2 separate regions of the Homo sapiens genome follow, and region 1 is linked to region 2. The links are chromatin contacts, found by Hi-C or POLR2A ChIA-PET in ENCODE. All regions are on one chromosome and are shown on one strand. The core of a region is the stretch at or near the end of the contact, and the rest is flanking DNA. Distances in the headings are between cores, read along the strand shown.

Region 1 (5,458 bases), core at 2,548-5,047, 620 kb before region 2:
AAGCCTTTCGATTTTAGAAAATACGTATTCTGAATGTACAATGCAGTGGAATTTGATTACATTTAATTTTAAATTCTACCTAATTCATTTGTTTTTCCTCATTTGTTGTCAGCATTTTCCCAGACATTTCATGAAAGTTTTGCACCCTTAAAATCTTACAGTGTTGCCTTCCAGCACTTTTGTTGGTTCAAAAATATCAGCCCCCAGATAAGTTAGGGAGAGTTGGTGAGGACCAAGAGGACCTTGACCGTTACTAAAAAATTACGCAAGAGAGGTACTTGTGCCTCAGGGCTCTTGCCCTTGGTATTCTCACTGCCTGGGATGCTCTGCCCTCAGATATTAGAATAATTCTCTGACTTGTATTTTTAATTTCCTTGCCGATTTATCGTCTTTTCAGAGAGGACTTTCTTCATCACCCTATTTAAAATTAACCTACCTCCTCTGATATTTCTTCTTGCCCTTCTAAGTGTTTTCTTCTTCTCCATAGCATTTGTTTATCAATATGTCATGTATTTTATATATTTGCTGTTTGCTTGCTTACCCTGTTTCTACCCACTAGCATGTAAGCTCTATGAGAGAAGGGATTTTTGAGTTCTGTTAATTATTGTATTCCCCGCCTCAATAATATCTGGTGAATAAATAGATAGATGGAATGGATGGAACAATGGATGGACGAATGGATGGGTGGAGGGACGGAGGCATGGATGGATGGTTGGAAACATGGAAAGAAGGAAGGATGGATAGAAAGACAAATGGAAGGAGGGATGGGTGGAAGGATACATGGATTGGGGATGGATGAATGATGGATGGATGGATGGATGGATGGATGGATGAATGATGGATGGATGGATGGATGGATGGATGTGTGGGATATGATGAGGTTTCTCTTCAGATAACCTGATCAATCTTTTATTCTTTAATTCATAGTAATCCCTCCACCTTTTTTCCTTTTTCTCCTTTTTTCTCTTTTTTCCTTTGTTACATGCCCAGGCATGCCACAGTACCAGGTGGTATCTGTACCTGCTCACATTCCTTTCCTTATTTGGAAAGAGGACTAACTTTTTAGCTCATTACAGACACCCCTTCCCCTTTATTCTCTGCCTTTTTTACGTGCCCACCTTATCTAAAAAAAATCCAATGTTTAGCCAACCAGGATTAGTTTAGATTGTACGACCTGACCCTGGCCAATGGAGAAAGGGTACAGGGGCAGTACTTGTGTCAGGAGTAAAGGCTCTCGTGCCCCTTTTTCAGGTGTGCTCTCATGGCGACTGGACAAGGAGGCACCTCTCTGCGCAGAAGTAAAATTGCTTTGCTAAGAATCCTTTGTTCAAGTGTTCAATTTCCTTAAGATTTTGAGCGTTATTCCTAACAGTTCTGGAGCCCAACTTTGGGGCTCGAATCTTCTCCTTTGGGAAGGGGGCCTTCGGTCACCCCACCCGGAGGGGACGCATCCTACTGTCTAGTTACCGTGCCCCTAGGTTGAGGGAGATCAGGGCCCCCCCCCCGCTTTGTGACAAATAAGTCTGGATCTCAGCAAAGCGGGGAGGAGAAGCTTGCAAGACCGCAACAATAAGAGGACCAGGAAATTCTTGTGCATGGAATAAGGTAGGAGACTTGGCGAAGGTGACAAAGTATTTCCCAGGTGGTTGGGATAAGCTGGAGGCTGACAGTGTATGAATGGGACTTAGTATGGTGGTTATGTGGAGTGAGTGAGTCTTCTCTATGGCCTCATGCTGCCATCTGTCAACTAGAGTCAGGAACAGACAGAGTAGACAAAGAGGAAGGGGGAGGGTAGAAATCCAAACAGGTTGGGTTGGAGCCTTTCCCCAAAGCCTCAGTAAGCCTCCAGGAAGGGGGAGGGTAGAAATCTCACAGGAGGGGTTGGGCCTCCTCCCCATAATCCCTAAGATGGGGAACGTTTCAAGTAAGACAGGAAAACTAAAGAGTCTAGAGAGTGATGAATTTCCTTCTGATAGCCCCTTGGGGCTTATGCTAAAGTATTGAAAAAATAATAAGAGAACCAAGTATAAACAAAAACAGCAGATGATAGAATATTGTTGTTTTATTTAAGTTCGAGAACCCATCCTTAAGCCCTCACTTTTCTGGCCAAAATTTAAGTCTAATGAAGAGCGAATTTGTCAGCTGTTAATCAAATATGTTAACAGTAAGAGCCCTGTGTCCCAGGAAAAATCGATTACGCCCTCTGCTGGCGGCAGGGACCAGTTCTCCTTTACCCTTTAGACTCTGGAGGGAGAAAATCAGAAACCAACCTTTCTAAAAAGGAAAGAGTTCCCATGCCTAGACAACCCATACCTACCAAGACATGGGATCCTCTAAATCACCTTCCTTCCTTCAGCGCCCCCAATCCTGCCCCTTTGGTTCCCCTCTCAGGTCCCTCCGGCTGTGGTTTCAGGTTACTCCCCAGCTGTTTCAGGCCACGCCCCAGCCTGTGCTGTCCCTTCAGCTGAGGTTTCAAGTTACTCCCCAGCCGCTTCAGGCCACAACCCACCAAGTTAAAACTATATTAAATCAAAACGCAAGGAGGGAGATTACCAACTCAAAAATTTTAAAATATGAGGCTATCTTTCTGGGAAAAAGGTGATTTAATATTAAGTACTAATAATTCACTTTATTCAGCAGGCTCTTTAACGGGGGATCCAAACGTAAAACGAGAGAGCACGCGTGTTTAAATCGAATTAATTACCATACGAAAGTTCAACCAGACTTAGGAAAAACTCCCTTCAAGACAGGGTGGCACTTATTCATAGATGGAACCTCCCAGGTGATTAAAAGAAAGAGACATAATAGGTATTCAGTGATTAATGGAAAGACTGTTAAAAAAGTAAAATCAGGAAGGGGGTCTAATAATTGGTCTGTCCAAGGGTGTGAACTGTTTGCACTCAGCCAAGCTTTAGGACATTTACAAAACCAAGAAAATCTATCTATACTGACTCTAAGTATCCCTCTGGGGAGGCACACACATTTGGGAAAATTTGGATGGAGAGGGCTCTTATCAATAGTAGAGGCCAAGATTTAGTTCATAGAGAACTGATGCTCGTGTCCTCAACAATCTCCAATTGCCAGAAGAGATAGCTATTGTACATGTCCCAGGGCACCAAAACGACTCGCCTTTCACAAGTCCAGGAAATAATCTTGCAGATCAAATTGTGATACCCTATCTTGTTTTATCCTGATTGACTCTTTCTTAGCTGAGAGAGTCAATAGCTTGGGAGACTCAATTGAGAGTCAATATCGAGAGAGTCAATAGCTGAGAGAGTCTTAGCTTGGTTTCTTCGCTTGCAGCCCCTTGTCCCCCTCCTTAAGGACATAACTGGTGCAAGCTGACTCCAAGCACATCCAAGAATGCGCTTATTGATAAGATACTGAGGCAAGCTGTACCAGCAGCTCCTGGGAGCACACTTGGTTGGTGGTATCCAAAGCCCCTGCTTTTATCACTTTGGGATACTTTAAGCCCCTGCACCTGGAACTGTTTATTTTCCTGTAACTGTTTCTGTAACCATTTATCTTTTAATTTTTTCCTGTTCTGCTTCTGTAAAAAATTGCTTCAGCTAGACTCCCCCTCCCCTCTTTAGGCCAAGGTATAAAAAGAACTCTAGCCTCTTCTTCCGGACCGAGAGAATTTCAAGCTCTAGCTCTTTCTCAGTCGCCAGCAATAAAGGACTCCTGAATTAGTCTCAGAGTGTGGCATTCTCTCTATGACTTGCTCGGTTACGACATTTGGAAGCCCCAGAGAGATTCGCCACCGGGTGAAGACCTGACTCATTCCGGGCTTCCCCAGACAGACAGCTGGCTTACAGGGCCACCTGAAGACGTTCCAGGGCTCCACAGGCCACTGTCTTCTGGAGGGGAACGGATCGACTGCCGGTGCGCCCAGCCAAATTCAACTCCTGAGTCCTCAGTCTCTAGTCCCGGGAAGGTAAGTCAGATCTGACTCTGTCTCTCTGGGAGGGAAACGGCCCTGACGAAGGTCCTCCCTCAGACTCTGTCCATGCTCCAGGACACTGGAGGACAGAGTCCTGGTTTCTGTCAGGATTCTCTGTTAAGTCTAGTCTCTCTCTCTCTCTATCTCTTCTCCCTCTCTCATTCAGGTCTCCGGGAGATCTCTGTTTTAGAATGGGTATAAAAATTGTAATAAACTCTGAGTGAGTGAGTGAGTGAGTGAATGTGGAGTTCAAGGGCTTGCGCTTGAATTTCCAGTTTGTAGCTCCAGGGTGAAAGCTAGGGAATTCGAGAAGGCCCTCACCTGTGGTTCCGTGGTGACCTCATAAGGCTTAGGGCGGCATCAGGCATAGCTCGATCCAAGCCAGGGGTTTATACCAGCCTGCCAATGCCAAGAGGAGCCTAAGTCCCCGAAAGGGGAGCAGCCAGGAGGGCATCTGACTGATCCCATCACGGGACCCCCTCCCCTTGTCTGTCTATAAAAATTGCCATGCTTGTTTATATACCCCAGTGCCTATTGTCCTGTTTAGTGTCTGTCTAAATTTCATATGTCGGATCGTCGATACTGCCCAAAATGACTGGGCAAGGACTTCTTCAAGGTCCTTAGTACAGATTTTCTATCCCAGGAGGTCAAATTCCTCATTAGTCGGTTGGGCTGGCCATCCCAGTCCTGCCTTTCCTGTCAGAAACAAATTAGGTGTTGTTATGGGGAAGGGTGTGGAAGACATTCACCCGTTTAGGATTTCTGGCACCATAAAGATTGCTGGCGTTTGGATTGCCATACCCCACGCCCCAACGACTGGTCCACCTTCTCCTTAGACCAGTGGTGGATCCAAAATAGCCACCCTGCTGACCTCCTTACTCACCTTTTCTGTCATCCCATAACTTTTCCCATGCCCTTAAATAAGGCACTGTGCAGAGAAACCTACACCCATACTGCTCTACTCTGTCTGGACTCTTATTTTACCTCTTTTGGCTACTCTCCAACCTTTAGGGAAATCCAAGTGGCCCCTTTCCTCCTCATCCCCATCCCTTACCCTGCACATCTCATTTTCCTGTGTTGCAGCAAGTCCAGCGTCTCTAAGACTTGGCTGTGTTCTCCCTCCTTAAACCCGTGAAGGAAAGGACCGAGTTTGAACATTTTGCTTTCGAGTCGTGGAGACACCAAAGTTATTTGGGATATAAGTCAAGAAGGGGGGGTCACCTAAGTCCCACTGGCTGAGGATCCCTTGGACCCACCTCTTATCCTCTCCATAGATCTCGAAGCTTGAGGAGACAGACCTTATGTGGCAAGAAATATTGGCTATAGTTGTTTTCCTACTTCTTCTAGCTATAATACTTCTGTTCTTCTGATACCATAGCCTCCCAGGCCGTGAATATCTTTGTCCATGCTGGGTTTAATATTTTTGTTCAAACCTTGTTAATTGCCTCCAGAATAGTAAACTCTTCTTCCCGGCCCCATAAAGATTGGAGTCCTCTCCAGTGTATGTTGCAGAAT
Region 2 (5,268 bases), core at 2,116-4,615:
AGGAAGCTCAGCATCCTCTGCTCAGGAGAGGGGCAATGGCTAAGAAGTCATCTACCCAACTGGGAACCTTTCCAAGAACACAAACAGGTAAACGCTTCATGTCCCATCCACATACACACCAGTGCACAGTCACGCTCTCCCTAACACACACACGCCCTCCCTAACACACGCATGCCCTCCCAGGCTTCTAGCCTCAAAGACACCCCACGAGCGCACACCCACATGGGGAGAGGCCTGGGCAGCATGGCCGAGATAAGAGCAAGGGAAGTGGCAGGAGGAAGAAGAGGTAGCCTACGGCAGAGGGCGTCTCTCTTACTGACGGTGACCAAGGGTCTAGCCTCTGCCCATGCAGAGTTTCTGGTCATGAGTAAGAGGCTTGTCTGACTTTACCTCAATCAGGATTCCCAGAGCAACATCAACTATCTCAGCCTCATTCATGCAGTACACAGTCCTTGTCGCAGGGAGTCTGAAAAAAAGACATGCAAGGCACAGATGACACAGACTCTCAAGTCTCATAAGGGCAAAGAGAACAGGAGAAGCAGGGCCTCTTCCCCCTGCCTTCCTACCACGCAGGAGGTACCAGCACCTCTGAGCTGAGGAGCTTTCTGACACGGACACAATTTCCTCAGCCTTGCAGCCCAGTGACTGGCACAGGGCTTCATGGAGGCAACACCGGGGTGCCTCCCACCCTCCACCAACTGCCCTACAAGGATCTGGAAGTAGGGAAGGATGGCCGCCTCTGAAACACACACATGGATGCAAGAGGAAGGGAACCTCGGGCTGAGGCTGTACTGAGAGGAACCTGAAAGCAGGACCAGACTTAGGGAAAGACGGCAGCAGTCACAAGGGAAGGCTGTCAGTCAGGAAACCTTAGAGGAGGAGGAGCCAGAGAGGGAAACACCGAGTGCTGGGGCCCCGCCCACTTCACAGTGCAGCCTGGAGACTCACCACCCCCCCCCCGCCCCCCCCCGGCAATTACCGTCATTCAACTAACTCACTCCCCAGCTCCTTAGCTCTTGCTGGCCCTGCAGCTGCTGCTCATCTGTCCATCCCTAAAGGTCTGTCCACAGGGGCAGGCACCACTCAGAACAGACCCTTCCACTGATCTTGCCCATCTGATGTTACCATGTTTGTTGTAAAGGAAGAGACTGGCATTCTGGACAACTGGCATCAGAGACTGGCTGACATGGAGAACCCACTCTGTGTGTGCTGAGGGCAGGGCACTCACCAGTGCAGAGGCAGAAGTGGGTGCCTGTCCTCGAGGGTTAACCCGCTTTGCCTCCCGCCCACAGCCCCTCCACCTTCTAAAAGCTCAAGAGATGATCAGACTGAAACACCCGCCCATCTTGCTGTTCTGCCTAGGCTGGAAGACCTGGCCCAGGTCATGGAGGCCCCTGCTCCACTTGCCAGATTCGCAGGAGTCTTCTGACCAGAGCTGTCGCACCTTGCTGCTGCCACTGGCACTGCTGCCATTCTCATCCTCTTGGGGGCCTTCATTGGTGCCACATTCTTTGTAGCCACCTGGGCTGTCAGCCATGAGGGAAGGACCCTCGTTTTAGTCTCGGATTGTAAGGTTTCCATCTCTGTACCTTCTCACAAAGAAGAGTCAGGGCCCAAGCTTAATGACCTGTTTTTTAATTCAGGAAGGTAAATCTCGTTCTCTCGTCACACCCGGAATTACAGGTCCATTTGTCCTCAGTGGGAGTTGATCTTTGATTCCTACAAAGAACAATAAAGTCCGGTGAATTCCCATACCTCCAGTCATCAGGCACAGTTACTGGTCGGTGCAGGGCAGGCCAGAAGTGACCAAGGCCCAAGAGACTCAGACGGCCATTCACAGGCATCAGGCAGGTGTGATTGTGGGCAGGACAGCAGCTCAGGAGAGAGCCCTCTGACCTCCCCAAAGCTGGTGCCCCCTACAGGCAGCCAAAGCCAACCAGAGATACCTCCTGCAGCCTCTGTGCTGACTGACTCAGCACAGGAGGAACGGAAGGAGGCGGAGGCCCCTAATGTTCCTTCTCATTACCACCCCAAATGCCACTGTCCTCTGGGTGCCCAGCCCATTCAATCCCTAAAATACCTCTTAATGGCCTCTCCCTCATCTGGCCAACTCGATTTCTCTACTCTTCTATGGTGGCTCAGTTAAATGAAACTGAGGGCATTTTATTTCACAATAAAGTCTCATTGGCCAACACGCCGCCCTTAAGCTAAAGATACTTCTGATTGGTCAAACTTGAAGCAGCAATAGGGGCCCGGAGGCATTAACTGTGCCAGTCTGTAGATTCTGAAGCCCACGCCAGCCTCTGATCTAGTTTGGCCTCTCTTTTCCCTATCCCAATTGTTCTGCCTCCACTCAGCAGTCCTGGAGCTCAGTCCTCACCCAGAGAGATGGAGTTGTGACTCAGAGGGCCTAGGTCTCTACCTTCCACTTAGGAATCAAGCCAGAAGCTCCTGAAGCGGAGGTTTGCCCAAAAAAAAGAGTAGTCAGCGATAGTCCTCTCTGAATCATAATTTGATAATGCATTGCTCATCCAGATGGCTGTTTACAATTTAAGAAAAAATATTACCAGGCCCTCCTCCTAACCTGCCCGGCCATGGGGCACACCTTTGCCAATGCACCTTCATTTCTGTCAAAACTCAGTGATATTAGTGACTCCTACCCCCTAAGGCGCCTCCCAAGCGCAATGCTGCAGTCTGTGCGGACAAATTTAGTTCACCCTGGGGTGCCTATTAAGTACATTTCGCAAACGAGGAACTGAGACTTAGTTAACTTGCAGAAGATCACAGAAAAGTTTGAAATCAGCTGGTTGGATTCGCAGCCAGGTCCTGCAGACTCCAGACCCCGCGCCTCCCCGCCCTACTTCTGGGCCCCAAGAGCAGGCCGCGGCAACTTCCAGAAGCCGGGTCTCTGGGGCACCGCGCTCGCGGACCGACCTCAGTCCCATCCCAGCCGCTCCCTGCCTGGGCAGAATGGGGGCCCCGCGGGAACGCGATGTGCTGCCAGTTCACAGCCCGCCCTCCCTCTGCGGGCCGGTACCCGCCGCTGGCGGCGCCGACCTGTGGGAGGCCCAGAGGGCGGGTGAGTGCGGAGCGGAAGGCGCGGGCGAAGCACCGCAGGGGCCTCGCTGACCCCGCCACACGCCGGGCAGGGCTGCAACGGCTCCTTCCGACTGGAGCGGCCGCGCGCTCCTCCGGCCGGCTACTGGCTTCCCTGCTCTCAGGTTCCCGTCTCCGGCTCTCGTGCCCCTTCTTAGCTTCCAGAGCGGAGCCGGGAGGCAAATTCCAAGCGGTTGTGGGACCCACGCCTCACCCGGAACTTTAAGCCCTGCCGTCTCGCCTGGCGCCCAAACTCTGCGGACCTCCACTGGCCGCCCGCCTCTTCCGGCCCCGCGCGCTCCGGGGTCCCGCGGGCTCCCGGCCTCGGGACACTTCCGGTCTTGGGGAACTCCCGGCCCCCTCGCAGTCCCGGCGCCCGGGACACTTCCGGCTCCCGGCAGCTGCCTCAGTCGGAGGTCCGCGGGCGCCCCATGCTGGCAGTGGTAATGCCGCCGGCTGGCATCCGGTTGGCTGCGCGCTGGGAACGCCAGCGAGGCAGCGCCACCGGCTTGAGGAGGGTGAAAGTTCAATTCTTGGCCCCTGAAGTTAGCGGAAGGGAACGGGCATGTTTTGGAAAGGCCCGCCGGGAATTCCCTCAGAAACCAGGCGAAGCTCCCTGCTGGGCCAGGCCCCCCTCGTGTGCTTGAGGAGGATGGGAGCCCGGCCTCGGTTTGTTATCCTAATTAAGTGGAAAATTAAGAAAATAATAGAATAGCGTAAGTACTAATAGTAAAATTATAGTAAGAGAAATAACAATAGCTAGAATGGAATGAATTGCTGTATTAACCAAGGCTAGAAAGAATTTCAGCCCTCCGAAAGTTAAAGCGAGGGAAGAGAGAGACCCTCTCATATTGTTTTATACTCAGTACCTGTTTTTTTTTTTTTTTTTAAAAAAAAAAGGAAGTGAAATCAAAGACAGGCAGCCCAGCGCCAGGCCCAAAACTGGACCTGGGCCTGCCTGGCCTAAACCTAGTAGTTAAAAATCAACTCATGACTTAGAAACCGATGTTATTCATAGATTCCAGACATTCTATAGAAGAACATTGTGAAACTCCCTGCCCTGTTCTGTTTCTCCCTGACCATCGGTGCATGCAGCCCCTGTCACGTACCCCTTGCTTGCTCAAATCAATCACGACCCTTTCATGTGAAATTTTAGTGTTGTGAGCTCTTAAAAGCGACAGAAATTGTGCACTCGGGGAGCTCGGATTTTAAGGCAGTAGCTTGCCAATGCTCCCAGCTGAATAAAGCCCTTTCTTCTACAGCTCCGTGTCTGAGAGGTTTTGTCTGTGGCTTGTCCTGCTACAGTCCTTGGTTCCCTGACCAGGAAGCGAGGTGACTGACAAGCCCTGTGGAGCGTCCCTGCAGAGGACTCCGGCCAGCCTGACTGACGCAATCCAAAGAGCGCTCCCGGGTAGGAAATGGCCCCGGTGGAATGCCTTGCCAGAGCAGCGCATAGCAGGCTCCCGAGAAGGATTAACACTGGCTGAACACCGGGAAGGAACTGGCACTTGAAGTCCAGACATCTGAAGCTTGTCAAGACTAGTTTTTGGAACTTGCCCCACTCCATGTGAGTGGAAGCATGGCCTGATCACCCACGGTGTGCCTGTATTGACATCTTTGTTCTGGTTTTGACTTGGCTTGACTTGGTAAGACTAGTCTTTGGAACTTGCCCCACTCCACGTGAGTGGAAGCGTGGCCTGATCACCCACGGTGTGCCTGTATTGGCACTTTTGTTCTGGTTTTGACTTGGCTTGACTTGGTAAGACTAGTCTTTGGAACTTGCCCCACTCCATCTGAGTGGAAACGTGGCCTGATCACCCACAGCATGCCTGCATGGGCACTCTTGTTCTGGTTTTGACTTGACTTGAATTGCTGGATACTTTGGTTTTGGTTTTGACTTGGCTTGAATTTTTTGGTACTCGGATTTTGAATTTCGTGATTTTGGTTTGGTATAAACGGTAAAAGTGTGTGTGCCCTCTTTACCTGTTCTTTGTCTTGTGGTATGTGTGGTGTGAGCGTGGTATTTTGTCTGGAAAAAAAAAAAAAAAAACATGGGTCAGGTGCAAAGTAAGCCCACCCCACTGGGACCTATGTTAAAAAAATTTTTTTTCAAGAGAGAATTTAAAGGAGATTACGGTGTTAGTATGACACCAGGAAAACTTAGAACTTTGT

The links. A loop is a pair of places that touch in the nucleus more often than their neighbours do. ChIA-PET counts read pairs that join two places held with the same protein, here RNA polymerase II (POLR2A). Pooled maps may share reads with other maps.
Region 1: a map of psoas muscle shows a loop between it and region 2 (2.9-fold over the local background). The contact joins the promoter of AKR1B15 here to the promoter of CYREN in region 2. A Hi-C loop is called at or near these places in 3 of 168 maps with a recorded cell type or tissue (gastrocnemius medialis and psoas muscle), 2 of 37 single-sample maps with no recorded cell type and 6 of 50 pooled maps. POLR2A ChIA-PET finds 5 or more read pairs at or near these places in 1 of 52 experiments (A549).

What each region holds. Positions count from the first base shown.
Region 1 is chr7:134,545,313-134,550,770 of GRCh38, forward strand. It overlaps AKR1B15 (aldo-keto reductase family 1 member B15), which reads left to right and starts at 3,798. Exons shown (of 12, transcript NM_001080538.3): 1 at 3,798-3,937. It overlaps LOC105375520 (a long non-coding RNA gene), which reads right to left. Exons shown (of 3, transcript XR_928005.3): 3 at 2,045-5,458. RefSeq lists an enhancer at 3,809-3,868.
Region 2 is chr7:135,167,342-135,172,609 of GRCh38, forward strand. It overlaps CYREN (cell cycle regulator of NHEJ), which reads right to left and starts at 3,366. Exons shown (of 4, transcript NM_024033.4): 1 at 3,311-3,366; 2 at 1,445-1,719; 3 at 391-466. The coding sequence starts at 1,581. RefSeq lists enhancers at 1,677-1,806, 3,887-4,106 and a silencer at 2,897-3,506.